Linked DNA regions of Homo sapiens: region 2 is linked to region 1. A link is a loop called in an ENCODE intact Hi-C map of the cell type or tissue named here. Cell type or tissue: sigmoid colon. All regions are shown on one strand. Each heading gives the region's core, and the rest is flanking DNA. Links, peaks and the distances in the headings are about the cores only. Region 1 overlaps NEMP2 (nuclear envelope integral membrane protein 2). Region 2 has its middle 26 kb from the start of MFSD6.

What was found. Hi-C counts contacts between places; a loop is a spot of excess contacts. Peaks named below come from ENCODE experiments on the same cell type or tissue, not always from the same donor. Only the 100,000 strongest peaks of a DNase experiment are listed, where the experiment ranks them.
Region 2: it touches region 1 in a loop (7-fold over the local background); 69 of 110 quality-filtered maps call a loop at or near these places.

Annotation. Positions count from the first base shown.
Region 1 is chr2:190,506,029-190,518,444 of GRCh38, reverse strand. It overlaps NEMP2 (nuclear envelope integral membrane protein 2), which reads left to right. Exons shown (of 9, transcript NM_001142645.2): 5 at 832-925; 6 at 2,061-2,175; 7 at 3,767-3,992; 8 at 7,908-8,084; 9 at 9,133-12,416. The coding sequence ends at 9,256. Among named protein-coding and RNA genes, the nearest start is that of NEMP2, 22 kb to the left of the region's middle. In sigmoid colon, for the core only: CTCF peaks have their summits at 6,920 and 7,126 (motif pointing right); no DNase peak of the experiment used is centred there; H3K27ac peaks cover 1,133 bases.
Region 2 is chr2:190,374,281-190,390,862 of GRCh38, reverse strand. No RefSeq gene overlaps it. Among named protein-coding and RNA genes, the nearest start is that of MFSD6, 26 kb to the left of the region's middle. In sigmoid colon, for the core only: a CTCF peak has its summit at 7,803 (motif pointing left); no DNase peak of the experiment used is centred there.

The sequences.
Region 1 (12,416 bases), core at 2,464-10,463:
GAAAAGCAACATCCTTCATCACACTACTAGTTCTTATCAGGGCTGGAGATTTGTTCCCTGGTTTTCTGGTCCACACACCTTGCTCTATTACATTAGAGCCACCTACTAGATTTATGACCGTGATACAGAAGGCTGAATATAGCAAATTTCTGACTCTTAGAGAAACATTATCATTTTCTTTTTTATTACTGACAAGTTCTCATCTGAGAAACATATTATTCTGATGTTTTGCTTCTTGGAATTCTCTCATGAGAAAGAAATCTTTTTTTCAATATTTTACTTCTTAGCTTGTAGATTCTAGGTTAGTACCCAACACTCGTCAGCTATTCTTAACATTGTTCATTTTGAAGCTTTTCCTTATAGTATTACCAAGTGTGTTTAATGTCATCCATGAACTTTAGAAACCAGATGATGCATACATAGCATGAAGAATAAAGCCTGGACTCTGACGAGCTGGGCTGTAATCCCAAATCCTCCACTGAGCAGATACTGACTTAGGGAAGATTTTTTAACTTTTTGGTGCCTTAATTTTCTCCTTTCTAAAACCTAGAAAAGTGCCTGCTACATGATAGGTGTTCAGTAATTATTGTCTGATCAGATCCTGAATATGAAAAATACTTCAGACATTCTGTTTTGAGTTAGTGGCAAGCAACTTACCATAAATTTCAAGTACCCATTTTGTTTTTTAAGAGTATAGGATGTAATGAGAGCTGCCATCTGAGTTTTCTGTTCTTAGTGTTATTTATGACTGATGTTGCCAGGTTAAACATGTTTTTCATACTCAAAGTGCTTTTTGGCATTTAAATAGCTTTTATCTGCTTATCTTGACAGAAGCCCTACTTTCTATTACTCCTCGGGAACTGTGCTAGGTGTTCTAATGACATTAGTCTTTGTCTTGCTGTTGGTGAAAAGATTCATTCCGAAGGTAGGCATACTATGTGAAAATGAGTAAAAAATGGAAATCATGATCTTACAGACATGAAAAATTAATCAAAATTAATTCACATTATGATAGGTTCTAATTTAAATTATGTTTCTTCATTATGTAAACTGGCTCTAAAATGTATCTTTTTCTGGAGTTCCTGATTTTATTTATTACTATATGTAGGCTTAGCTGAGTATTAAGTTTTCATGATACTTTTTTTGAGACCCCTTTGCTTTCTCGGTAATGTGTTTTTCTTGAGTGATAGGAAGCTATTTCTATATTGAGTGAAAATTTCTATTATCTTTATAGAGCTGGGAATCTCATGATGCTGAACCATTGGGGCCTTGAATAACAGCACTGCTACATCTGGGAATTTCTTTATTATTATTAGTTCCCCAACCCACCTTCTTTTTTTTTTTTTTTTTTTTTGAGACACAGTCTTGCTCTGTTGCCCAGGCTGGAATTTAGTGACATGATCTTGGCTCACTGCAACCTCTGCCTCCTGGGTTCAAGTGATCCTCCCGCCTCAGCCTGCCCAGTAGCTGGGACTACAGGCACACACCACCATGCCCAGCTAATTTTTGTATTTTTTGTAGAGACAGGATTTCACCATGTTGCCCAGGCTGGTCTTGAACTCCTGAGCTCCAGCGATCTGCCTGCCTTGGCCTCCCAAAGAGCTGCAAATACAGGCGTGAGCCACCGTGCCCGGCTACACCTTCAATAAAATAACACACTGAACTTAGTTGAGGATAAATAATTCATGTTGGTAGTGTTGCAGTTACACTGATTAAAGTTTGCAACAGCAGCATTATTTTAAGATAAATTTACTCTTTATAACAGTGCTTATAACTCCAACTTCAGTGTACATGCAAGCTAGATGGGAATCTTGTTGAAATGCAGGTTCTGATTTAGCAGTCTGCAGTGGGGCCTAGGACTCTGCCATCCCAGCAAGCTCCATGTGATGTCGGTGTTGCTGATTTGTGGACCACACCTTAAGACCCTAGGGAGTTTCTTAAATTGACTTCAAATCAGTTTGATGTAGGAGTTTCTAATACAAAAGGTTTATTTGTTTGCTTTTATTTTTATGAGAGTGAATGAACCAAAAAATGTGTCATTTATTTTCTTCCACACACAGTATAGCACCTTTTGGGCTCTAATGGTTGGTTGTTGGTTTGCCTCAGTTTATATTGTATGCCAGTTGATGGAAGATCTGAAGTGGCTGTGGTATGAAAACAGGATATATGTATTAGGTAGGTAAATAGAAAAACAATATGCTCTGTGATTGGTAAAACTGAGATGTACAACTAGAGGCCTTCTTTTGATAGATGTTTCTCTCCAACATCTAAATTTTCATTTTGAACTAACGAAAGGTGCTACTAAAAATAATATTTTGTTTATCTTATTCCCATTGTTGTTGATTTCAGTTCATTTAGATCTCATTTTAGATGATTTCCCTATGACATGTTTCTTAGTTTTCTGTAGTAATGATCAAAAGAGGAAAAAAAAGTGTTTGTCCCTTTTGAATGCACATGCTTCTGAATTGTGGTTAAGCTCTAACCACATCTAACTGGTAATGTAAAAGCTTCTCTGAAAAGTGGCTGTTTCTTTCTTTCCCGTAAGTATTCATTAGGAAAGGTGAGAAATCCTAACTATAAATTACTAATGAAAACTTGCCTTTTCAGAAACACAGAGGCTAAGAAACCATTTATTTTCCTTGTTTTACATTACAAAATAAATGTTTTTATTGTTTATTTTAACTAGAAAATAATGGACAATGAGAGAATCAATTTTCTCCTAACCTTTAGCACCAAATTTCTCACATAAGTTCACTTCCCTCAAAACAAAAGCAATTAAGTTGTTTTACTTGAAAATTGTATATTTTTAGCTCGTTCTTCTTTTTGTGCTACTTTTAAATTACAGATACCATGGTATGCTCCCCTGAATACTGCACTATTCCTCTCTGAAAAACAAGAGGCTTTTCCTATATAATCAGTTAATTATTATCTGAAAAATAATTACATAAAATCATCTATTACCCAGGCCATGAAAAAATTTCCCATTCTTGATGGCTTATATAAACTAGGATATGGTCCAGAACCACATTTAGTATCTGTTTTGTCCTGTAAATTGCTTTTAATCCGTAGCAGTTCTTTTTTCATCATAGTGATATGCTAAAGAAACCAAGCTTGTCCTGTAGAATCTCCACCTTCTAGATTTATCTGATGACCCCTTTATGATAGAATTTAACATATTCTTCTCTTCTGCGTATTTTCTGTAAACTGGAAATTAGACTTCAAGGCTTGGTTAGATATAAATTAAACACTTAAGATAGAATACCTAAGAGGTGATGGGCACTTCACCTTGGATCATACCCAGAGACACAGAATAGCTTATAGTCTCACCATCGTAATGATGAGACTGAACATTGGATTCAGAGGGTGACTCCCTCCACTGTAAAATTACCTTTTCCTTTCATGACAAGAAGGTAAAAATAAAAAATAGGGTTTGTAGCCAATGGTGACATACAACTGTGACTTCTTCCTGACCAAAGTAACCATGATAACATTTTAGTCCAGCCAGGGTGCTGGACTAAAACACAGACATACTTATGTATCATCATAATAATGAGTGTACATCCCAAATTATTGCGAAAGTCAGCCTAGTATCTCATATGGAAGGAATAACACCCTATGTGCATTTTTCAACCTTACTTTATGGGGTAAAAAACACAAAAATTAAGGTTCTCTAATAGTTTTTACCTTTAAGTCAAGGCTCTGCCAGGTTTTTCACATAATGTCTCAAATTCAAATTTATATTATTTTACCTCTTCCACTTTTCCAGGCTATGTCTTGATAGTTGGATTTTTCAGCTTTGTTGTTTGTTACAAGCATGGGCCCCTTGCAGACGACAGGAGCAGAAGTCTTCTGATGTGGATGCTGCGACTCCTCTCCCTGGTTCTGGTCTATGCTGGTGTGGCCGTGCCTCAGTTTGCCTATGCAGCCATAATCCTCCTCATGTCCTCCTGGAGTCTGCACTACCCACTGAGAGCATGCAGTTATATGAGGTGGTATGTATCATTTTTTTCCCCCAGCAAATTTGACATTTTGAGCTCTAGTTTTATTATTTGGGAGAGTGTTTGCACACATCATGTTAATCTCATAATTACATTTGATCTGGAGATTTCATTCTGAGCAAGATTGGGGGTGTAGGGGTAGAGAGCTCCAAGCATCTGATCCCATCTTCATGGCTAGTCTTCATTAATCGTTGAGAGCTGTACCACCAATTACCAGGTAATTAGAGCTCACTCAGAATTCACTAGAGTCAATGGCAGAAGTACTTGGACTCTGGGTTACCTAAAATATCTTCTTTTATTCAACATTTTCTTTAATTAGAGTCAAAGACTGCTTTAGTGGTATCAGCTGTGCTTATGAGATACGAATTAGGAAACAGAAATGAATCATAAATGACTGAAAGGTATTATTTGTATTTAGGACTTTCTTTTCTCTTAGGTTTTTAGTTAAGGCTTATGGCCTTTGGAGTATAAAAAGAAAAATGAAGTAACCTCTATTGTGACAGCTTTGTTATGTTTCTCCTCAGTCATTGAGTCTGAGCAGCTGTTTTCATGTCAGGTGCACAGATGGAGATGGTTCTTGCCCTTGAGGTATACTTGCTAGACATAGGCATACATTTCTATCTCTTTTAAGTATTAAAATGGAGACTTGCCCAGGAACTAAGGGTATATAGAGAAAGCCAGGAGAGCTTTCCTGGAGAGATATTACTACGCTGAATCTTAAAGAATGAATAAAAATAACCAGACGAATAAATGCGGAGGGCTTTCCTGATGGAGAGAAAGCCCAGTTTGGTACCATCAGGAGATAGGCAGTGCTGTCAGTGCAGCAAGCAAGGTGGGCATGGGCCAGATGCATGGCAGCCATGCTAAGCAATCTAGTCCAGTCCTGTACACAGTGGGGTTTAACCATGAGACATTTTAGTTGGTCCACTCTGACTGCTGCCTCTACAGCAGTTATCAAACCAGTTGCTTAGGACCCAGGCAGATACTATGGTGAGTGATGCTGAGCAGGGGTAAGGCAGCAGTAACCAGGAGGACTGTGGGAAACTCTACAAAGCAACCTCATTGAAAACGGGGCTGTTACCACTCAGCTTGAGCTGATTGCTCATGTGTGGGAATATGAGTCCTGTATTGCCAGATCTGCTGGTTTTCTAGAAAAATTGGAAATGGGAATTACGATTAGAATGTGAAATCTCAGGATTTTTAAATGTTGGCATTTAAAAGTAAAAATAATTAAAAATAAAAATACATTGAACAAACAAAAATCACACCAGAGACCATAAATACTCATTGGCTGGTGGGATGTGGCCCATCTGTCTTCTGGCACAGCAGGTGGATATAAAGGGGAGGCCCCTGTGGCAGGAGAACAGTTATCAGACATCACAGTGGTCCAGGCGAGAGCTGATGAGGGCCTAGGGTAGGACCATGAGACCAAGGCTAGAAGAGGGAGTGAATAAATGTTCAAGAGGTAAAATTGGCTGTGAGGAAGGACACTATGGTGACTGGTAGTTTATGGAACTGGTGACTGTGTGTGTGTGTGGCAATATCACAGGGTTAAAATTGCACCATTGACAGGACAGGGAGCCCGCACAGAAGATGCTGGCGGGGCTGAAAGGCAGCAGGGCAGGGTTGGAGGGTTGATGCTGACTGGGTCTCTCTTTGCCCCATCTGCCCGAGGCAAACAGTGACTCGGAACACCAGAGGTCTTTTGTCAGTGAGGCTGGTCCCCCAACATCTTCCAGGTCCCTGGCCCTTTGCCAGGCTTGTGGCCTGAGGAACTCAGGATAGAGTTCCTTCTTCCTTCCCTTTAACCATCCAGCTCCCTGCCAAGAGCAGAGTGTGTTCTGCACAATGGTTCTTTTGTGCACTAGCTGTGTTCTATAATAATCAAAATGTACTATAACTTCCTCAACTTAAAATTTTGCTAGTGAATAATTATATAAAGAATTAGGGGATGAAACAGGAACTTATAGGTTAAATAACACACCAGAGAAATAATACCTTTATTTTGTATAGTACTTTCTAGTTGCAAAGAGCTGTTTACTTATATTTTAATAGTATATGGTAACTACTCTTTTGATTATCCTTATTGAACACCTACTATAGGCCACTTACAGTGCTAAGAACCCTACACAAAATATCTCATTTAACCTGTACAGTGACCTATGAAGTAGATGAGGGAGATATTATTGCTTTCATTTTAATTTTTTTCATATGAGCAAAGTGAGGCTCTGAACTGTTAAGGAATTCCCCAAGTTCATATAGTGAATAAATCTCAAAGCCAGGACTATGTCCAGGTCTTCTGGCTTAGCATCCAGGGTTTTTCCTTCAGGGAAACCATGCACAGGTATTCAGAAAAGCAGAAGGAGATTATATCACTGTTTCCTTGATCTAGCTCATCAACTATAAGATCTTTAAAAGATAATAGATTTATCAATCCTAACCCTCAAGAAAAAATATATATATACTTAAATATATATTATATAAATATATCCTAATAATTCTGATGCTCATTTATATTTCAAAATCTCTGGTTAAATTTAAAACCACCTCAAAATATTTTTAAAAACTCATTATAAATAAAACAAATGTTTTAGGCCGGGCGCAGTGGCTCATGCCTGTAATCCCAGCAGTTTGGGAGGCTGAGGTGGATGGATCATGAGGTCAAGAGTTTGAGACCAGCCTGACCAACATGGTGAAACCCCATCTCTACTAAAAAATACACAAATTAGCCGGGCGTGGTGGCGTGCGTCTGTAATCCCAGCTACTCAGGAGGGTGAGGCAGGAGAATTGCTTGAATCCCAGAGGTGGACATTGCAGTGAGCTGAGATTGTGCCACGGCACTCCAGCCTGGGCAACAGAGCGAGACTCTGGCTCAAAAAAAAAAAAAAAAAAATTAAATTTAATTTAAAAAATAAATAAAACAAATGTTTTAAAAACCTTATTATTGTTACTATTTTTATGAGAGTCTTAGATTCCTAAATTTTTAGATTCCTACATTTTATGAGATTTAGGATTTTCTTGGTTGGAAAAAGAAAGTTCTAATCATGATCCACTCGTCATGTAATACAGGAAAAATTACTATAAATTTTGTACAATATTTGCTCTTTCTCTCTAGGATTAGAATCACCACCACTAGGTGGAAGTGATATCCCACAAATCCTCCCAGGTTCTTGGTGTGGAGAGTAAATGGTCAGTGTTCTAGAGGGTCTGCATAAAAGGACATCTCAAAAGCTTGCTTCTATTAGTGCCCAAGAAAATCAACAGGCCAAGCATAAAAAAACAAAACAAAACAAGCTTTTAATTGCCTCTGTGATTAGAAATCACCGAGGAAGAAAAATACAATTAACATCTGTATCAGAAATTGATTCTCAAATACCTTAGGACATTATTTATGATAGTCCAGGAAATGGGGAAATACACTATTAGGCCCAAACTACATGTTCTCTATACCTCAGTCATGATAACAGCAATAAAAAAGTATAGATATGATATAGAGGAAGTTAAGAAGTATTATTACTGTTACCATCTAAGAAATGTATTTTTGTAAATCTTTTTTTTTTTTTTTTGAGACGGAGTCTCCCTCTGTCGCCCAGGCTGGAGTGCAGTGGCGCGATCTCGGCTTACTGCAACCTCTGCCTCCCAGGTTCACGCCATTCTCCTGCCTCAGCCTCCCAAGTAGCTGGGACTACAGGCGACCACCACCATGCTCAGCTAATTTTTTATATTTTTAGTAGAGACAGTGTTTCACCTTGTTAGCCAGGACCGTCTCAATCTCCTGACCTCGTGATCCGCCTCCCCAGGCCTCCCAAAATGCTGGATTACAGGCGTGAGCCACCGAGCCTGGCCTATTTTTGTAAATCTTAAGGATTGAATTAGGAAGTAATCCTGCAACCACATGCCATGTTTTAGGAAAATGGAGCAGTGGTTTACATCAAAAGAGCTGGTGGTGAAATATCTTACGGAAGACGAGTACAGGGAGCAAGCTGATGCTGAAACGAACAGTGCTCTGGAGGAGCTACGCCGGGCCTGCCGAAAACCCGACTTTCCCTCATGGCTGGTCGTCTCCAGACTCCACACTCCTAGCAAGTAAGTCCCGCTCTGCTGCTCGGACCATAGTTTAGTTCAGAATGATTTAAAAAATAATATGATGGTTTGGTACAGGCACTTCAGGGTAGAAATAGACTGTTTCCCTGGATAACAGATGATGTGGAAGTTGTCAGAGGTCCCTTTTCTCAGTACTGTGACTTTGCACAGTAGAACTGCTGATGTCAGAATAAATATTTATCTGATGTTTTATAGGGAAGGCTATAAAGATAACTTCCCTATGCGAAGGGAAGGTGGAATAGGATGTGTGACCTGCTTCTCACCCTATTGGTGGGGAAAATCTTTTTTGTTTTGTTTTGTTTTAGATGGAGTCTTGCTCTGTCACCCAGGCTGGAGTGCAATGGTGCAATCTCAGCTCATTGCAACCTCCGCCTGCCAGGTTCAAGCAATTCTCCTGCCTCAGCCACTTGAGTAGCTGGGATTACAAGGCGCGGGCGCCACCATGCCCGGCTAATTTTTGTATTTTCAGTAGAGATGGGGTTTCACCATGTTGGTCAGGCTGGTCTCTAACTCCTGACCTCGTGATCTGCCTGCCTTGGCCTCCCAAAGTGCTGGGATTACAGGCATGAGCCACCGCACCCAGCTGGAAAATCATTTTTAAAGTTCACTAAGAAAGACGTCTGTCCCAAAATTTTTCCTTATTGCTTTCTCTTCCTCATAACTTTATCCAAATAACAGTGCCCTCAAATTAAAGATGGAAGGGGGAAGTATTTGAAACAAAATAATGAATAATAATAAATTCAAACTAATAAAAAATAGAGACAAGAAGGAATTAGAAAACAGGAGTGAGTACATTTGGCTTACTTAGTGCTTATATATCTGCCCTAATTCTCTGCCCTTTCCATGAATAGCTGTTTTTAGAGGGATCACATAAGCCATTCCCATTTTTACACCCACTGTGTAAATGCCACCCTGTATTGATGCAAAGTCAAATTTAATTAAAGGGGATAAATAGCAAGGGAACATGTTATCTTTCAAATAAACCTTCCTGAGATAACATTAACTTTATTTAAAACAAAAAACTTGTTAGATTTGCAGACTTTGTTCTTGGAGGAAGCCACTTGTCACCTGAAGAAATCAGTCTGCATGAAGAGCAGTATGGCCTTGGGGGTGCCTTCTTGGAAGAGCAGCTCTTTAACCCGAGTACTGCCTGACATGCGACCTTCAAGTTGACTTCATTCTGGACAAGGAAGTGGGCAAAGGGCAGGGATTCTATTAAAGTTAGGCAGAACTGTTCTAGTGAACGGTGGCAAAAACATTTGCTGTGGAGAAAAACAAGTCAGTCTGGAAAGGGAAACCAACCCATTTTGAAGATAACTTAGCATTCTTGGTGACTTCTGCTACTTATTGTACTGTAGGTGGATACCAAAATTCTGTGACAGCCACTACCACTTACCTTGAATGAAGGCTTTCATTAGGAACAGGGGAATGGCGTTGTTCTTAAGGGGCTAGTAAGCATGAACAGGTGCTTTGTCGACACCAGGGCACTAAATCTGGTCTTAATCCCCTGAACCTGTGTCAGAAGACTCTGCAATACTCTTCCTATAGTTCGTCAGTATAAGTCCTTAAAGAGACCTGAGACATGCTGGACCAGTGTTTTCCAAAGTACAGCTCACAGGCTACTACCAAGTGTTGGTCAATAAAGGTATTCTGAGGTCAACTAAGATTGATATAAAGTTAAACTAATGTATTTCAGTATCTCTCAGAGGCATTCATAATGCTCGTGTGCACTGTGAATCTCCCAAAGGGGAGAAATTGTGTGCTGCAGTTTCTTGCTTAATTTGACCACAGAACTCTTTTTCATGAGATTAATATTCCTTGGAACACGTTTGGAAAATGCTAATGGTGGTGGAACTGAGCTCATGAGAGGTTAAATAACTTGTGCAAGACCACACTGAGATGCAGCACTGGTAGAAATCCAGCCCTGATGTATCCTTTGACTCAGGTAGACAAGATCTTCAGGTGCAAGCTTAGGAGCCATCTCCCTACAGCCATGGGCCTCACAATGTTGGTGGCTTTACTTTTTATTTTTCAATAATGGCCAACTTGCTATTTAACTGTGATAAAGGGAAATGTTTCTGAAGACATTTTAAAGTTTTTTATACATACGTAAGATTTTTATATACATACGTAAGGATTAGATACTATGATTACTTTTTTTGTATTTTGAAATTGAAGGCACTTAAGCTCTTGTGATATTTTGAATTGACTGATCCATTTAAAAAATTGTTTAGCTATAGGTGTTTGTAACAATTTCTTATAAAATGATTTTTTTTCTTGATTCATGATATTAAACTCCAGATTGAAATGAGGGGCTATGAGCTTTGACCCTGAGGAAAGAAGGCCAAAACATAGATCTGAGGAAAGATTTGAACATGGCAAGACAATCTCAGGGTTAAGATGTTGCTAAGTTGATTCTGAGAATCAAAATCAGGCTTTTTTTCCTGTGATGGGATCATAAAAATAATCTTTTTATCAGGACAAAGGTTATGGGCGAAGGATAGACAGAATTTTGGCACTGCTGCTTTCCTGAGCCAAATTAAGTAGTTTTTCTAAATCATGAAAAAAGAGCATGACTATCCATCTGGAACTTCCTAGATTGATTTTCAAATGATAGTTCCTCTTTGAAGTATTTACAGGTCTGTTTTTGCCAGACATCTTTTCATACTGGGAACTTTTTTTTTTGTAATATCCACTAAAGTTAATCTGCCTTTATATAGACTTGGATTTTTAAAAAACCAAAGGATATATTTTCCATTCAGATTTATGGTAACTATTTTATGAGTAAATAGAAGTTTGAATATTTTTCTTATGGTTTAATCTGTTTTTTTAAATTATATTTATTGGTGATATAAATGTATCAGATGTATCAGTGCCTGTGCTCACCAAGTTCGTCTCCTAAGAAGCAGTTTGTGTGCTACAACGTATGCGTATGAGTAAATAACACATGAACAATCTGCTGGGGCTGCCAGGTACATCCCAGCCAGGACAGCCGCTGGGCCAGGGGGAAGAGGTACTGCTGAGGGAAGGAAGCAGCTCTTCATGGGCAGCTAGCCAGGTGTAACCATCACAGTAAAAACAGCCAAAGAGAGAAGAACAACAGCAGTCCTTGAGGATATTGTTTTCCATGTTTATTTTTAGAGGAAATCATAGGTTTGTCAGTTTCTGCTTTGTGACTACTGTGAGAAGCTAAACAATTAGAAGCATTACTTGTGATATTTTTAGTGTATTTATGTTGTTTTCATTTGATTTGGGGGTGTATTATAGTACTGATCACAATTCTAATCCCCATCAAGCAATGTACAGATAACTCTTCCAAGAAATGTTTCCCTCCTTTCTTTCCTCCCTTCCCTTCTCTTTCTCCCTCACCTCCTGTCTCCTCTCCTCCTCCCTTTTTAAAGGCCTTTGAACAGTTTAAACGACCACTCAATAAAATGGCTCTGCCCTTCACAGGTGGTTGGAAGTTGGCTTTGTGCCTCACACACCATAGGTGTATAATTATGGAGCCTAACAGATCCCTTTGTTATTTTACTGCTTATGCTTGGTGCCTACAAAAGCTTACTGTTGTTAGCAAGTTGAACTCTTTGACACCAGATGTGTGGGTGAGATATAGTGTAGGTGGCTATGCTTAAACAATCGTATCATTCAAGTGTTATTTTTAAAAGGTTTTAAAACACATTTTACATATCACAAAAAATGCTTTGTGAATTAGTTGTATGGTTTGCCAGTAATACCTAGGGCTGAATTACAGGGGAATGTCCATCTGACATGAAGGACAATATTTCAATTTATGACTTTTTAAAAAAATCTGGAAATTTCATATATTTAGATTTTAAGAGGGTTTGGAATAGATGATGGATTACATAAAAATATCTAAATATGTGGAGGAATTAAGATCCTGAAATGATGTCAACTAAAGAAATGCTCTCTTACATTATGCTATGTGTGATTGTTTCCCAGAGTGAGAGATGTACAATTTTATAAATTAGCTTTTCTTGTCCAACTGAAAGCAAGATAGACAACATAATGGATGTGGAAGTTTGAAGACACCTGCAGGAAGACAGAGAGGTACTTTTAGGTGACAACAGGAGCAAGCTGCCTTCTGAGAGAGCCTGCTGGGTGGCATGACATTGAAGAGTGAACTATTTGGGTGTGACTGTTAGCCTTATTGACTTAGAACCCTGCTTTTTGTTATTGCACCATAAGACCTGTCTCTTGTTAGTCAATTCATATAGTTGGTACAGGTAGTGATTCACAACCAAAAATATAACTAGCATAAGGATAAAAACACTTGACTTGATATGACCAGCAGAT
Region 2 (16,582 bases), core at 3,554-11,553, 130 kb after region 1:
CTAAATATTATTTTAAAACAAACACTGTAGGTGTGGGATGGGGAGAAATGACACCATTTGGAATAACAAGAAAATCTTCACTATCTGGTCACTTTCTCTAGATATTTTCTAGTTTTTCTGTATCCCTCTCAAAGTGTTATATTGGCAATAAACTAAAATGTATTTATTATTATTTCTTTCTGGAGAACCTATTGCTGTGATATCCAGAGTGTCACCATTTCCTATCGATTCAGCATAATACACTGGTTTCTTTTCCATTCAGGAAATCACATAGAACAATGTTCTATATGCCATAAGCTATGGCTTGATTCATCTTACCATTTGGTTGTCTGGGAATTTACTGAGTTACTTTAAACTTAAATGATCCTTCTTCAAACTAGATATTTTGCTATATGATAGTAGACTTATATAATTCAGGAGGAGCTGTGTAGGTAAAACAATATCTTAATAATTGCAGATTTAACAATAAGGAAACAGATATTTGTATACTCACTGACTTGTACAAATAGCAAATAGAATTTGGATGTTTTTACTGCATGATATTTTAAAATATATATCAACATAAAAGCCTGAAACAATTAAAAATGCTTTGATTACTTAAAATCAAATAACATTTATTATTAAAAATATAACAACTGTTCATGGTGAGACCATTAGTCTGAGGGCACTGAGTCCCCTCACTGTGCACAGATTACTCAACTTTTCTAGGTCTGAGAGGCTGTAATATAAAATAAATAAGCTGGGAATTGGTATCTGAAAGGTCTCTTCAGCTAAAAATTTTACTATTCTCCATAATCTGTATAAATCAAGTGTTTTCATCTTCTTGGTTTTAAAATATTTTGCAGTAAATAAAGTTTCCCTTCAAAGCAAAAAGCCCTGAGTGGTAAACATAAGTTTTGTGTTGTTGCTATTGTTGAAAATTTGACTGTTAATAGCAACATTTTTCTGTGTATCCTATATTAAAAATATTATGATATGGCACATAGAGAATGTAAAAGGAACCATATTCCATCCTCACTCAGCTTGATTGAAAGTTGACACTCTACTAAGTTTAATGTTGCCAAAATCAAATAGAAATAAAGTTTCCATCCTTAAATACCAACACATTTTTTTCAAAATTTATTTTTATTTTTTTGAGACAGGGTCTTGCTCTGTCACCCAGCCTAGAGTGCGATGGCATGATCACGGCCACTGCTAACTACAGCCTCGACCTCTCAGGCTCAAGTGATTTCTTTACCTCAGCCTCCTGAGTGCTGCAACCGCAGCTGCATGCCACCATGCCTGGCTAATTTTTTTATTTTTATTTTTTGTAGAGACGGGGACTCCCTATGTTGCCCAGACTGGTCTTGAACTCCTGGGCTCAATCAAGCATTCTTCCCGCCTGGCTTCCCAAAATGCTGGGATTACAGGCATGAGCCACTGTACCTGGCCCCAAGGCATCATTTTTTATCATTGATAATAAATAAGTAATGAAATATCAATAATTGAGCAATTATTCAGTTAATTATTAGGCACCCAAAGTTCTGGTACAGTCCTTATTGAAATGGGGTGATACAGAGCACAGAAAGAATACGCCATGATATTAAGGAAATTGCAGTTTCAGCAGAGAAATAAATAGATAAATAAATATGTTTAAAGCATATTCCAGGCCGGGAGTGGTGGCTCATGCCTGTAATTCCAGCACTTTGGGAGGCTGAGGCAGGTGGATCACAAGGTCAGGAGTTCGAGACCAGCCTGGCCAATATGGTGAAACCCCGTCTCTACTAAAAATACAAAAAAAAAATTAGCCAGGCATGGTGGTGCATGCCTGTAATCCCAGCTACTCGGGAGGCTGAGGCAGGAGAATTGCTTGAACTAGGGAGGCGGAGGTTGCAGTGAGCTGAGATCACGCCACTGCACTCCAGCCTGGGCAACAGGGTGAGACTCCATCTCAAAAAAATAAATAAATAAAAATAAAAATAAAGCATATTCCAGGAATGTTTATTTGGGGGAAAGTACATATCAGTATTCAAGTAATCCCCCTTAAAATATTCTTGCATAATACCACATGTAATACTCCTTTGAAGATAACTAGATATAGGAAACTCTCTCCAGTGTCTTAACATTCACGTCAAATAATTCTGGTCATATTCATTCACTCAATTATTAATTCAACTAATATTTACCAAGTATCTACTTTGTGATTTACACTGTTCTAAGTGCTGGGAACACAGCCATATATAAAACAGACAAGGTCTCTACTCTCATCAAGTTTATATTCCAGAGAATATATATAACTTGTAGCCCAAATGTTACTTTTTTCTAAATGAAATGTTGTATCAACTTTTATATCACTGTTTTCCCTAGTTATAAAAGTAATTCTTGCTTATTGCAAACAAACAACAACCATAATAGAGAAAATGAAGATACTTTTGTAGGCCCTCCCTTTGGCATAATTACTGTGAGTAGTTTGTTGTATATACTTAGATTTTTAAAAATATTTTTTAAATTTACAAACTGGATCACTCTTCTATAAATTGCTTTTTTCACTTAGCAACACAGTATACCATGTATATCTTTTCATCCCAATGCATCTAGATCTAACTCCTCTTTCTTATTGGCTGTATAATATAGCATTATATTTAGACATTTTATTTCAACCATTCTTCTATCGATGATCATCAAGGTTATTTCCTGTTTCTTCATTATGATTAGTGCTCAGTATTTTGCTTAAAAAATCTTTACCTAGCCCAAGACATTTGCAAATTCATATTGAGGGACTTAGAGACAGAGAAAGAGAACTCCTGCTTGCAGCTGCCTCACTGGCCTGGTGAGACAGAAATTGGAGTTTAGGGACTTTGAGCAGCCAACATCGAAGGGCTTCAGATCTCAGAGAAAAGGGGAATGTAGAGCAGGAGCTTGGTGCTCTGCCTGCAGTTTCACTGCCTACCTGTTATTCTTTCAAATCCTTTTTTGTGGGGGATGGGGTCGAGCAGGAAGAAGGCCTTGAATGCCAAGCTAAAGCCTAGGAGCTAGCAGAAAGTCACCAGAGTTATTAGGGAAACAAGGGCCTAAGAATCAGTTCTACAATGTTGGCATTGGAAGGGCCTCTTGTGACTATCTTACTAATGAAGAGACTGTAACACAGAGAGTTGTGCCCCACCTACAGCCATATATCATCCACGGCAGCAGAACCCCTAATGTAGGCTTCCTTAAACGACTGCCGATGCTCAAAGCCCTGCTGGCAGTGGGTGTGTGTGTCTTAGTATGTTTCTGCTGCTATAACAAAATACCTAACACCAGGTAATTTGCAAAAAAGAAAATTTATTTCTCACAGTTTTGGAAGCTGAGAATTTCAAGATCAAGGCACCAGTAGATTTGGTGTCTGGTGAGGGTGGTGCTCTGTTTCCAAGATGGTGCTTTGTTGCTGCATCCTCACATGGAGGAAGATAGAAGGGCAAAAAGGCAAAAAGGGCCTACCTGGTTTCCTTGAGCCCTTGACTTTTTTTTTTTGAGATGGAATCTCACTGTGTCACCTAGGCTGGAGTGCAGTGGTGAGATCGTGGCTCACTGCAACCTCTGCCTCCCGGGTTCAAGCGATTCTCCTACCTCAGCCTCCCGAATAGCTGGGATTACAGGTGCGTGCCACCACACCTGGCTAATTTTTGTATTTTAATAGAGACAGGGTCTCACCAGGTTGGCCAAGCTAGTCTCGAACTCCTGACCTCAAATGATCCACCCGCTTTGGCCTCCGAAAGTGCTGGGATTACAGGCATGAGCCACCGCACCTGGCTCCTTGACTCCTTTTCTGAGGGCACTAATCCCACTCATGAGGGCAGAGCTATCATAACTCCTTAAAACCTCTTAAAAACCCTGCCTCTTAATATTGTCACTTTGGGGTTTAAGTTCCAACATATGAATTTTGGAGGGACGCATACATTCAGACTGTAGCAGTGTACTAGCATGGGTCAGAGGCAAGAAGAGGTCTTGCCAAAGTGGTGATGTGGAAGTTGAAATGAAGAAAAAATGTTGAAAGTCAGGAAATGGGGAGAGAGCAGGGAGAAAGCCCCTACATGAGAACAGAACTTCAGAATTTTTCCTCAGGGAAGAATATAAAGGGGAGATCTATGATCAGAAAACCATAATACTGGAGTCTAACTGGGAGCCAGGGTGAGGGGGAGAGGGAAGATGATTACTTTGGGACCTGTTGTGTTCCATGGACTGGCAAGACATGGAGGTGGAAATGGCCAGTGGGCAGTTGGAAATGTGGGTTTGGAGTTGAAAAGAGAGATTAGGGCTTTTTCCTATTCCAATTTATGCCTTCCTTCCTTTCTTCCTTTTATAAATTTGGGGATCAAATATATAGTCATAGTTGAAGCTGCAGAAATAGATGGTATCTTTAGGTGAAAATGCATAAAGAATGTATATATTTTTAAGTATACATATTAGGCCTGGCATAGTGACTCACGCCTGTAATCCCAGCACTTTGGGTGGCTGAGGTAGGTGGATCACCTGAAGTAAGGGGTTCAACACCAGCCTGGCCAACATGGCGAAACACTATCTCTACTACAAAATATAAAAATTAGCCAGGCATGTTAATGTGTACCTGTAATCCCAGCTACTCAGGAGGCTGAGGCATGAGAATCGCTTGAACCCAGGAGGCAGAGGTTGCAGTGAGCCGAGGTCACGCCACTGCACTCCAGCCTGGGCAACAGAGCGAGACACTGTCTCAAAAAATAAAATAAAATAAAATAAAATAAAATAAAATAAAATAAAATAAAATAAAATAAAATAAAATAAAATAAAATAAAATAAAAGTATACATATTTGAATTTTACAGCTGGGAGTGGAAGCTCATGCCTGTAATCCCAGCACTTTGGGAGGCCGAAGCAGGCGGATTGCTTGAGCCAAGGAGTTCAAGACCCGCCTGGCCAACACGGCGAAACCTCATCTCTACAAAAAATATTTAAAAATTAGTGAGGTGTGGTGGCATGCACCTGTAGTCCCAGGTACTTGGGATGCTGAGGTGGGAGGATTGCTTGAGGCTACAATGATTACATCACTGTTCTCCAGCCTGGGTGACAGAGCAAGACACTGTCTCAAAAATAATTTTATACTTAAAAAATTTAATATAGGGTATCTGATTCATCATGAATACTAGATATCACGGCTGGAATCCCAGAAAAAAAGGTCATCTAGATTTTACTTAAATGTGTCTAATATCTGTAGGATTAACAGCAGTTAGAATGTGGCTCATTGTGTGGCTGGACAGCTCAAATCCTTCGAAAGCTTCTTGAAGTTCAAACTTCTATTGAGTTCACACTTCTCTATAATGTTTCTCACTGACTGTAAAATACAACTATTTAAACTTTTTTCTACTTTGCATCATAAAATCATACAAGTCAAGTAACACAGTGGCCTTCACTAATTACATACAATTGGCCAACTAATCTCATCAGCATATGATTAGTTCTAAAGAAAGCAATAGAGTATTAAAACAACCTGATTTACCTTTTTTACGTATTAGATTTTGAAAGACTGATATCATCTAGTGTTGGCAAGGATATAAGTAACGAGCATTCTCATCCTCTGTTGATGAGAGGTTGTTTTGTTTTGCTGCTATGTTGTCCAGGCTGGTAACTCCTGGGTTCAAGTGATCCTCTTGCCTCAGCCTCCCAAAGTGCTGAGATTACAAGCATGAGTCACCACACCCGACTGATGAAGGGTTAATTGGTGTACCTTTTCTAGAGGGCCCTTTGTCAATAGGTACCCACATTTAAAATGTACATATTTGATCTAGCAGTTTTACCTCTAAACATTTATCTTGGCCAGGCACAGTGGCTCATGCCTGTAATCCCAGCACTTTGGAAGGCCAAGGCAGGCATATCACCTGAGGTCAAGAGTTTCAGACCAGACTGGCCAACACAGTGAAACCTCGTCTCTACTAAAAATACAAAAATTAGCTGGGCATGGTGGCAGTCACCTGTAATTGCAGCTACTTGGGAGGCTGAGGCAGGAGAATCGCCTGAACCCTGGAGTCGGAGGTTGCAGTGAGCCAAGATTGTGCCACTGCACTCCAGCCTGGGCGACAGAGCAAGACTCCATCTCAAAAAACAAAAACACAAATAAAAACATTTATCTTAATGAAACAGAGAATTGTTCAAGTATGTACATTATCAAGCATGTTCATTGGCTCTTTATTTCTTGTAAACTTTTGAATTGATTTAATTATTCTTCTAGACACAAGTCCTTCATCAGATATGTATTACAAATATCTTCTGCCATTCTGTGGTTTGAATCTTTATTCTTTTACTCATAGAAGAAAAACAATTCTAGGAACATTGGCTAAAATGTTCTCAGTAGCTATGCTTGAATGTTGGATTTTTCTCCTCCTTTTTACTTCTCCATATTTTTCCAGTTTTTTAAGGATTATTTAATGACAATTTAAAACACAATAAAGGGAACGAATTGGTTAAGGAAGATGGTTTATTTAAAATGATGCAAGCTGGGCGCCGTGGCTCATGCCTGTAATCCCAGCACTTTGGGAGGCCAAAGTGGGTGGGTCACTTGAGATCAGGAGTTCGAGACCAGCCTTGCCAACATGGTGAAACCCCGTCTCTACTAAAAATACAAAAATTAACCGGATGTGGTGGTGGGCACCTGTAATTCCAGCTACACGGGAGGCTGAAGCAGGAGAGTCTCTTGAACCTGGGAGGTGGCAGTTGCAGTGAGCCAACAGAGATCACACCACTGCACTCTAGCGTGGGCAACAGACCAAGACTTTGTCTCAAAAAAAAAAAAAAAAGGGTCGGGCGTGGTGGCTTACACCTGTGTAGTCCCATCATTTTGGGAGGCCGAGGCAGGCAGATCACAAGGTCAAGAGATCGAGACCATCCTGGCCAACATGGTGAAACCTCTTCTCTACTAAAAATACACAAAAAATTAGCCGGGCATGGTGGCACGTGCCTGTAGTCCCAGCTACTCGGGAGGCTGAGGCAGAGAATCACTTGAACCTGGGAGGTGGCAGTTGCAGTGAGCCAACAGAGATCACACCACTGCACTCTAGCGGGGGCAACAGACCAAGACTTTGTCTCAAAAAAAAAAAAAAGGGTCGGGCGTGGTGGCTTACACCTGTGTAGTCCCATCATTTTGGGAGGCCGAGGCAGGCAGATCACAAGGTCAAGAGATCGAGACCATCCTGGCCAACATGGTGAAACCTCTTCTCTACTAAAAATACACAAAAAATTAGCCGGGCATGGTGGCACGTGCCTGTAGTCCCAGCTACTCGGGAGGCTGAGGCAGAGAATCACTTGAACCTGGGAGGTGGAGGTTGCAGTGAGCCCAGATCACACCACTGCACTCCAGCCTGGGTGACAGAGTGAGACTCTGTCTCAAAAAAAAAAAGAAGAAAAAAAAAATGCCGGGCGCGGTCTCACACCTATAATCCTTGCACTTTGGGAAGCCTACGTGGGTGGACTGCCTGAACTCAGGAGTTCCAGACCAGCCTGGTCAACTTGGTGAAACCCAATCTCTACTAAAAATACAAAAAATTAGCCGGGCGTGGTAGCTCTTGGCTATAGTCCTAGCTACTTGGGAGGCTGAGGCAGAGGAGAACCACTTGAACCCAGGAGGCAGAGATTGCAGTGAGCAGGGATCCTGCCACTGCATTCCAGCCTGGACGACAAAGCCAGACTGTCTCAAAAACAAAAACAAAAAAACATGATGCAGTTAAAAAGTGACCCATTGAAGAAGTTAGCCAAGACAAGATGTTTGCCACAATTTGCCTTTAATGTTGCATCTGCACCTGCACAAATCTGCTAGAGACACCTGGTGGAGAGTGTTGATAGGTTTACAGCAAGTGTTAGAATGTGCTGAATGTACTTGCTTACTTACAAGATGAGAAATGTACTAATGCACATCCTGGTTCCCTTATTAACTCAGCTTTCAAATAACTGGAAAGAGCCTTCAGATGGGGCAAGCCTAGCTTGCAAGTGGGCTGTGTTTGGGCCTCACTAGCAAATATGACAAAAATTTAGATAGAACAAAAGACAGTAAATTCAGAAGTAGAACTGGGACTTATTTGGGGCTGGCTACATAATTTGTGAGACCTAGTATAAAATGAAAATGTGGGGCTCCTTGTTCAAAAAGTAGGGAGAAAAGTATCCTTACAGGCACATAAAGGAAAAAGAGTTTTACTCTCTTCCATGGTCTCTCTCAACTTGACATGGTTTTTGGGTTTTGGGAGTTTTGTTGTTTTGTGTTTGTTTGTTGCTGTTTGATATCATTATAGATAAAGAAAAATAACAATTTTAATGATTAGTCTGAACTTTAATATTCATGTTTACCTCATGCAATGCCAATTTTTCTTTTTTTCTCTCTCTCTTCTTGCTCTGTCGCCCAGGCTGGAGTGCAGTGGTGCCATGTTGACTCACTGCAACCTCTGCCTCCCAGGCTCAAGTGATCCTCCCACTTCAAACTTCTGAATAGCTGGGACTACCGGCATATACCATCACGCCCAGCTAATTTTGTATTTTTAGTAAAGATGGGTTTTGCCATGTTGACCAGGCTGGTCTCCAACTCCTGACTGCAAGTGATCCACCCGCCTCGCCCTCCCAAAGTGCTGGGGTTACAGGTATGAGCCACCGTGCCCAGCCCAATGCCAGTTTTAAATGCAGATTGGAGAGTATTTAACTCATATGTGGTATCACCAAAATTACATAAATCATTTTTCACAGTTCACACATGAATATATATATTGTTCTTACCATAACAGTGAAAACATTGCAGGAAACTAACTCAACTCTTTTTATTTCACTTCTTGATACCCCGGCATTCTACCAGCCCTCCCTACCTTCAGCTTACTGGCAAGGAACTGAAAAGGAAAGGAACTATGTGTGGTCCTATCTTTACCTTTCCTTTTGTGCCATCATTTCAGCCTATGTGATTGGCTAATATAGGAAAATAGCACAAATAAGAAAGGACATGGGAGGTTTCCTTAGTTTTCCTGTTTCTTAGAATGCCATTGCCTTGTTTTTGCTTTGGAAGCAGGTTCTGGTTCTGGGAACTGTCAGTGCCCCCACTTGCTCAGTCATCAGCAATGTAATGCACTTACCATGCACTTGCTTTGAGTCTCATTGAACCCCCATACAACATAGGTCCACAAGAATTCTGTGCTCACAGGTGCTGTGAACCCTATGTGACCAGAACTGCAAGGGGACGAAGCACACACATTTTGTACATTTCTCCTCCTATTTGGTATGGCTACAATAAGAAGATGATCAAAGTATGATTTCAGGAATCACATGGTTTATTGCCATACAAAGAGATTCTTTTTTTTAATGCTCAAAGAGGGGGGAAATAACAAGAACAAATCTCGCAGAGATTATACTCCGCAGATGAGGTACATTATCCACATAATTAGTTATAATTTCATTTCAAGTCCAGTGATTACAGTTTAGTTGCTTAGAATGGAAGTAGGCCTCTGTGGATGTGAGGGAGATCCGAGACAACTTGTAAGATCCCTGGACACTAGCAAGTGGTGCCAGTGCTGTGTGGGCTGGCGAGGCTTTGAAAGCTAGCTCAAAGGCTGACAGAGATTAGCCCTGTTGCAGCCTGAGCTCTCAATCTGTCTGCCAAAATCTTGGGTTTATATGTGTTTTGGAGTCTAGTCGTTGAGGCCAATAACTCACATATGTGGTCTGGAAAAGTGTGATGTAACATTCTGACAGGGAAGGGGACTATGCTCCATGTTCTTATCACAGCAAAACATCTGTCACTTAACGCAGAAAGTGTTTGGAATATTTTCAGAGCTACGTAACACCTCCATTCATGCACATGCTCCATTGCCCCTCCATTCACTTACAAAACTTATGAATTTGAAGGTAAAATTTTTAAGAACTTCAACATGGCAATAGCAGAACCAAGCATGGCACATTTTTGAGGGTGGAGCTTTGTGAGCCGGCACAGGTCATAAGACCATATAGCCAGCCCAGGACTGGTTTGCTTTTTGCAAATGGGTAAAGGGAGAAAGCTCTTAATCCTACATGTTCAAGGCTCCTTTAAGATGAGGAACTTTGAAAATACAGGCTAGAAAAGAAAAATCATATTTAGAATTATAGGCATTTTGTTAGAGCCAGAACTTGGGCTAGCCTTGAGTATCAGATAGAAATAATAAATACATAAAACCTGTTTTGGCTGGGCGCGTTGGCCCATGCCTGTAATCCCAACACTTTGGGAGGCTGAGGCGGGTGGATCACCTGAGATCAGAAGTTCAAGACCAGCCTGACCAACATGGTGAAACCCTGTCTCTACTAAAAATACAAAAATTAGCCAAGTGTGGTGGCGCATGCCTGTAATCCCAGCTACTCTGGAGGCTGAGTCAGGAGAATCACTTGAACCCAGGAGGCAGAGGTTGCAGTGAGCCAAGATCATGGCATTGCACTCCAGCCTGGGCAACAAGAGCGAAACTCCATCTGAAAAAAACAAACAAACAAACAAACAAAAAACCTTTTTTAAAGGTGTCCATGATCAAAACAGCCGCTCCATCAGACCAGTTTCAAAGGTCTATTTGCATGCATACCCAGGCTTTGAGTTCCCTGGCATTTTAGGAGGACATTTGCAGTTACTTAAGTTTGCTTTAGAAACATGTTTTTCAACCTACCTGCCAACCCAGGTACAATTAGAGCTGCTCAGCATGAATGGTAAAGGTAACAACTTACTGTTTATGCTCTCTTTTTGCATTTAGCACTTAAAGAAAAACATAAAGAAGAAAACTTGGAAATAGGAAGAAAAATGTAGAAAATGTTTGTTTGTTTCTTTCCCATTTGGGCAAACAGCAAATGTGTGCCTCCGTATTTTATCTTTTCTGCCATGGGATGGGCAGTGCTGTTTTTGGTACAGTAGGGGTGTTTAAAGGCTGATGAAAATAACAGCATACTCCGGGCTGTGAATATGAGGCCAGGAGTCATGCCCAGTTTGTGGCCTGCGCTGAGTGTACAGACTCCTTAAGTGGAATGGCTCAGCAGAGTGTATGTACACAGTAGAGATGTGACATAAGCTCGTCTGCATTCTGAGCACTCAACACACAGAGGCAGAAGGTGTGGTTGGAGAGGAGGGGTCAGCAGGCGTCCAGGCGAGTTGCCAGGGTCAAGATTCTCAGCGATTTCTCATAGGTCTCATGAGAGGAATAACTGTACTTGCATTTCTCTTTTATTTCCATTATGCTTTTGTTGCTAGGAAGTTCCTTTTCCTTATCATCTTGATGAATGCACATATTTAGGGCACTTTTAATTCTTTGGGAGATGAAGTGGATAAATGCATCATAAGTAGATAAGTCAATGTGGGTAAGAGTTTAAATTATCGGGCTATGAATGTCATGAGACCTCAGTGATAAGTCCAAGGGATGTAATCAGAGGGTAAAAGCTGGGACAGCTCAGTTGTGGTGAGTGATAGAGATTGCTAGTTGTCCTCAAATGCCTGTTTCCTGGGTGCTAAAACTCCTAGTTTTTGGCTGCGTACATGGCTTCTGAGAATGGAAGCTTCCCTTGTAGCCGCGTGTACTCATGTGACAAGGTTCTGGCCAAAGGAATGAAAAATCATTCACCCTTTTCTTGTTCTTTGTCTTTCCCTCTATCTTGCTGCCCAAAATGCAGATCCTGTTGTCACAGTCTGGAGATGGGAGAGCAGTGAGATGGAAGGAGCGTGAGTTCCTGAGGACTTTAGGATAGAGCCGCCTTTCAGCTCTGGACGCACTTACCACTCCATTTCCCTTAAGCGAGGGAGAAATCACTTCTATCTTACTTAGGCCATTGTTATTTTGTCATTTCTGCCTCTCCTAGATAAGCCTATTGGTTACTGATACAGAGTATTACTGCAGACTTATTCTTGCTGGACTTCCTCCGAACACAGGGCTCCCTTAGGGACCTGTGTTCATTGAGGTTCAATAGTTTGTTTTTCATACTCCAATCATTTTAACACAGCAGAAAACCCTTTACGAAAATACTCATGCCTTGGCACTTCACAATCTCATGCCAGGAGCCTGTTACAAAAGGGGTCAGGAGCCACAGCAAAAGATTGGCAACTGATACCCAGTACAATGATCTTCAGACTCTACTGAGTGTAGGACCCAGTCCTTAGGAACAGTTGGGCTGAGTCAGAGATGATGCTAAGTAGAAGCAGATGGCTGGCGGAGTAACAGGCAAAAGGAAGTGTAGAAAATGTATTAAAGGCTGGGCGCGGTGGCTCACGCCTGTAATCCCAACACTCTAGGAGGCAGAGGCGGGCGGATCACGAGGTCAGGAGATGGAGACCATCCTGGCTAACACAGGTGAAACCCCGTCTCTACTAAAAATACAAAAAATTAGCCGGGCGTGGTGGCAGCGCCTGTAGTCCCAGCTACTCCGGAGGCTGAGACAGGAGAATGGCGTGAACCCGGGAGGCGGAGCTTGCAGTGAGCCAAGATCGCGTCACTGCGCTCCAGCCTGGGCGACAGAGCGAGACTCCGTCTCAAACAAACAAACAAACAAACAAACAAAACAAAACAAAACAAAACAAAACCCTACAAATGTATGATTCCATTTATCTGAGGTACCTAGAATAGTCAAATTCATAGAGACAGAAAGTAGAATGGCGGTTGCCAGTGCCTGGTGGGGGGATGGGGGAAATAGGGAGTTATGTAATCGGTATGGAGTTCGGCAGATGAAGAAGTTCTGGAGATGAATGATGTCACTGGTTGTACAAGAATGTGAATGCACTTAATGTTACTAAACTGTACACTTAGGGTTAAAATGGTACATTTTAGGTTATGTATATGTTACCACAATTTTTTTAAGTGAAAAACCTGGCTGGGAGTGGTAGTTTATGCCTGTAATCCCAGCATTTTGGGAGACCAAGATGGAAGAATCACTTGAGCCCAAGAATTTCAGAACAACCTGGGCTACACAGTAAGACCCTGTCTCTACAAAATATGTTTTTAAGTAAAAAAAAATTATCAAAGATGCTTAAAGATAAGCAAATCTGAATGATTTGGGTTTTATACTTTTCTTTAGCTGGGTGGTTTATTGAAAGAACCAAAAAAAAAAAAAGTAAAATGGACATGAGTCAGGCACTAACAGACAAAAATTGAGGGTTTAAATCAGTGCTGTATAGAAATATAATGCAAGCCACACATGCAATTTTAAATTTTCTTGTAGCTATATTCACAAAAGCACAAAGAAACAAGTAGAACTAATTGTGGCAATATATTTGATTTAACCCTACATACCCAAAATACCATTTCACATTAGAACCAATATAAAGAATTATGATGTTCTTATTTTTAAATAAAATTTAAACATTATTTTAAAATAAAATCCAATGTGCATGTTCACAGCACATCTCAATTCAGACTAGCCACATTTCAAGTGCACAATAGCCACCTGAGGCTAGTGGCTACCATTTGGGCAGTGTAAATCTAGATTACCTGTAGATTAGATAATGATTCTCAGGATAATCTGCATAATCAGATCATAATCATTAGAATTTAAAGAACCATAGCACTAAACTGCCACATGCATGGCCTACCTCATGGTATATTAGTGTGATAAATTGATTTTTAAAAATCTGTCTTGGTGGAAAAAGAAACAGCTACAAATTTCCGAGTTTAATGACACTCCTGCCTATATCCTAAGGGAAATAATGTATGAACTCTGTCTTTTCATTATTTTGCCTACCTTGATACGGTTATTTAACCACATGATGAGTTTGTCCCAACACCTGTCCTACTAATTTACTATGGTCATAGTTTGAGCTTGTTTGAAAGATTGAGGGTGATAAGCCATCTTGACATAGAGCTTCCTGCTTTTAGAAATACTTGACCCAACGTGGGTGAATTTAAACATTGCGTCTCAGGCAACCCATTCTCAAATCCAGCTGGAAGGACTGAGCTTTTGCTATAGGGAGAAATAGCCAGTTTCCTTGTATTCTAGTTATTGTAAGCTCTCATTCTTTCTCTGTTCCATGAGAGTGGAAGAAAAGTGACTTAACCATTACTTTCCCCTCTTACCTCTTTATAGGGCTGATAGCCAGGACTTGAATATTAGCTTTGGTAATATGCCAATGCTTGTTCTGTCACAAAAGTCCATGGCTTACTTTCAACATTAAAGTGGTTGTTTGACATTGAGAATTTAACTGACCAACTGTAGGACTAATTCTCAGCATTATAGCAAAGGTTTCTGAAGTGTTTTGGAAATAATGGGTAGAAGTAAAGATGTAGTTGATACTGCATATTACTTCTTGTTCAGCTTCTGAGCCTAATTCCTTCTGTCCCCACTTATTTAACACTGACAATGTGCCTAGGCAATGGAGATACATAATATATGAAAATCCCTGCCTTTTTGAAGCCAACATTCTAGAGGGAGAGACTAACAAGACAAATTAACTTCTATAAGGAGGCCATGGGTACTATGGAGGGCAAAACAGGGAAGGAGATGGGATGTGCAGGATGGGGTGGGGAAAGGTGGGTGGCAATAAGTGAAGATCATACTGATACAGTGACATTTGAGCAAAGTTTTGATGGAGATGAGGGAGGGAAATGTGCTGATATCTGGAGAAAGGTTTCCAGTTAGAACAGCAAGTGCAAAGGTCCTGAGGCAGAGGAAGCATGCTTGGCAAGTTCAGGGCACAGCAAGAAAGGCAGTGTGGCTGTAACAATGTGAACAATCTTAGCCTATTGGGCTGCTATAACAAAATGTCATGAACTGAGTGGCTTTTGAACAACAGAAATTTATTTCTCACAGTTCTGAAGGGTGGGAAGTCCCAGATCTAAGCAGATTCAGTGTCTGGTAAGGGCCTGCTTTCTGGATTACAGACTGCACCTCTTGCTGGCCCTGACGTGGTGAAAGGGTCAAGGGCTCTCTCCCAGGCCCCTTTTATAAGGGCACTAATCCCAGTCATAAGGGTTCCACCTTCATGACTGGATCACCTCCCAAAGGCCCTGTCTCCTAATACCATCACCCTGGGGGTTAGGATTTCAACATATGAATTTGGTAGGGGAGGGATACAGATATTTAGACCATAGCAGAGAGTAAGAGAAGATGAGAAGGAAGGGTGGAATGTGGGCCTTATAGGCTATATGAGGACTTTGGCTTTTTCCCTAAGAGAGCCGAGGAAACATTTGGAAGCATTTTTTGCCTTTCCTTTTTAAATTTATTTCTTTTTATAGGTTTAGGGGCGTAAGTGCAGTTGTGTTATTTAAATACATTGTGCAATGAAGTCTGGGCTTTTAATGTACCCATTACCCAAACAGTGCACATTGTACTCCATAGGTAGCATCTCATCCCTTACCTCCTTTCACACTCCCACCTTTTTAAGTCTCCAATGTTGATTATTCCACTGTGTGTCCATGTGTACCCATTATTTAGCTCCCACCTTTATGTGAGAACCTGCAGTTTTGACTTCCTGTTTCTAAGTCATTTCATTTAGGATAATGGCCTCCAGGTCTATCCGTGTTGCTGTAAGAAACATGATTTTTTTTTATGGCTGAGTAGTATTCTATATGTATATACCGCATTTTTAAAAAATCTATTCCTCCGACGGTGGACACTTATGTTGAGTCCTTAACCTTGATATTGTGAAGAATGCTGTGATAAACATGAGTGCAAATGTCTTTTTGAGGTGATTATTTTGTTTTTCCTTTGGGTAGCCCAATAGTGGGATTGCTGGATCGAATGGTAGTTCTACTTTTAGTTTTTTGAGAAATCTCCATACTCTTTTCCATGGAGGTTGTACTAATTAATATTCCCATCATCAGTGTATAGGCATCTCTTTTTCTCCACATCCTTGCCAACATCAGTTTTTGTTTTTTTTACTTTTTAATAATGGCCATTCTGACTGGTGTAAGATGGTATTTTATTGTGCTTTGGAGAATTTTGAACAGAAGAGGGACATGATCTGATCTGTGTTTGAAAAAGATCACTCTGGCTTCTGTCTTGAGAATGAACAGTATGGAGGCAAGTTAGAAGTTTATTGCAATAATCCAGGTGATGCATAAAAAGGCATGGAGCAGGGTGGGGTATAGGACAGTGATGTGGAATAGCTGAATTCTGGATATATTTTTGAAAGTGGAGACCAGAGAGTTTCCTGAGTGATTGCATATAGGTTGTGAGAGCAAGAAAGGAAGGGATGTTGACTTGGATTCCCAAAGACTGCTCTTCTTGATGTGCAGTTGAGGCTCTCTTTGTACTACTCTGTGTCTAAGTGACCTGGCAGACTAATCTCTCTATCCATCCTCCTGTAAAACACAGACTGATGCAAAAGACACTTGACTTTCATGGCCAAGAGGCTCCTCTGTAGAACACCCCTCCATCACTACCTCCAACTCCTGTTCCCATCAGATAAATTGCCTGCATACCAAGAATTGTTGACCGGGTGCAGTGGCAGCACTTTGGGAGGCCAAGGCGGGTGAATCACGAGGTCAGGAGTTGGAGACCAGCCTGGCCAACGTGGTGAATCCCTGTCTCTACTAAAAATACAAAAAATTAGCTGGGCATAGTGGCAGGCATCTGTAATCCCAGTTACTAGGGAGGCTGAGGCAGGAGAATTGCTTGAACCCGGGAGGTGCAGGTTG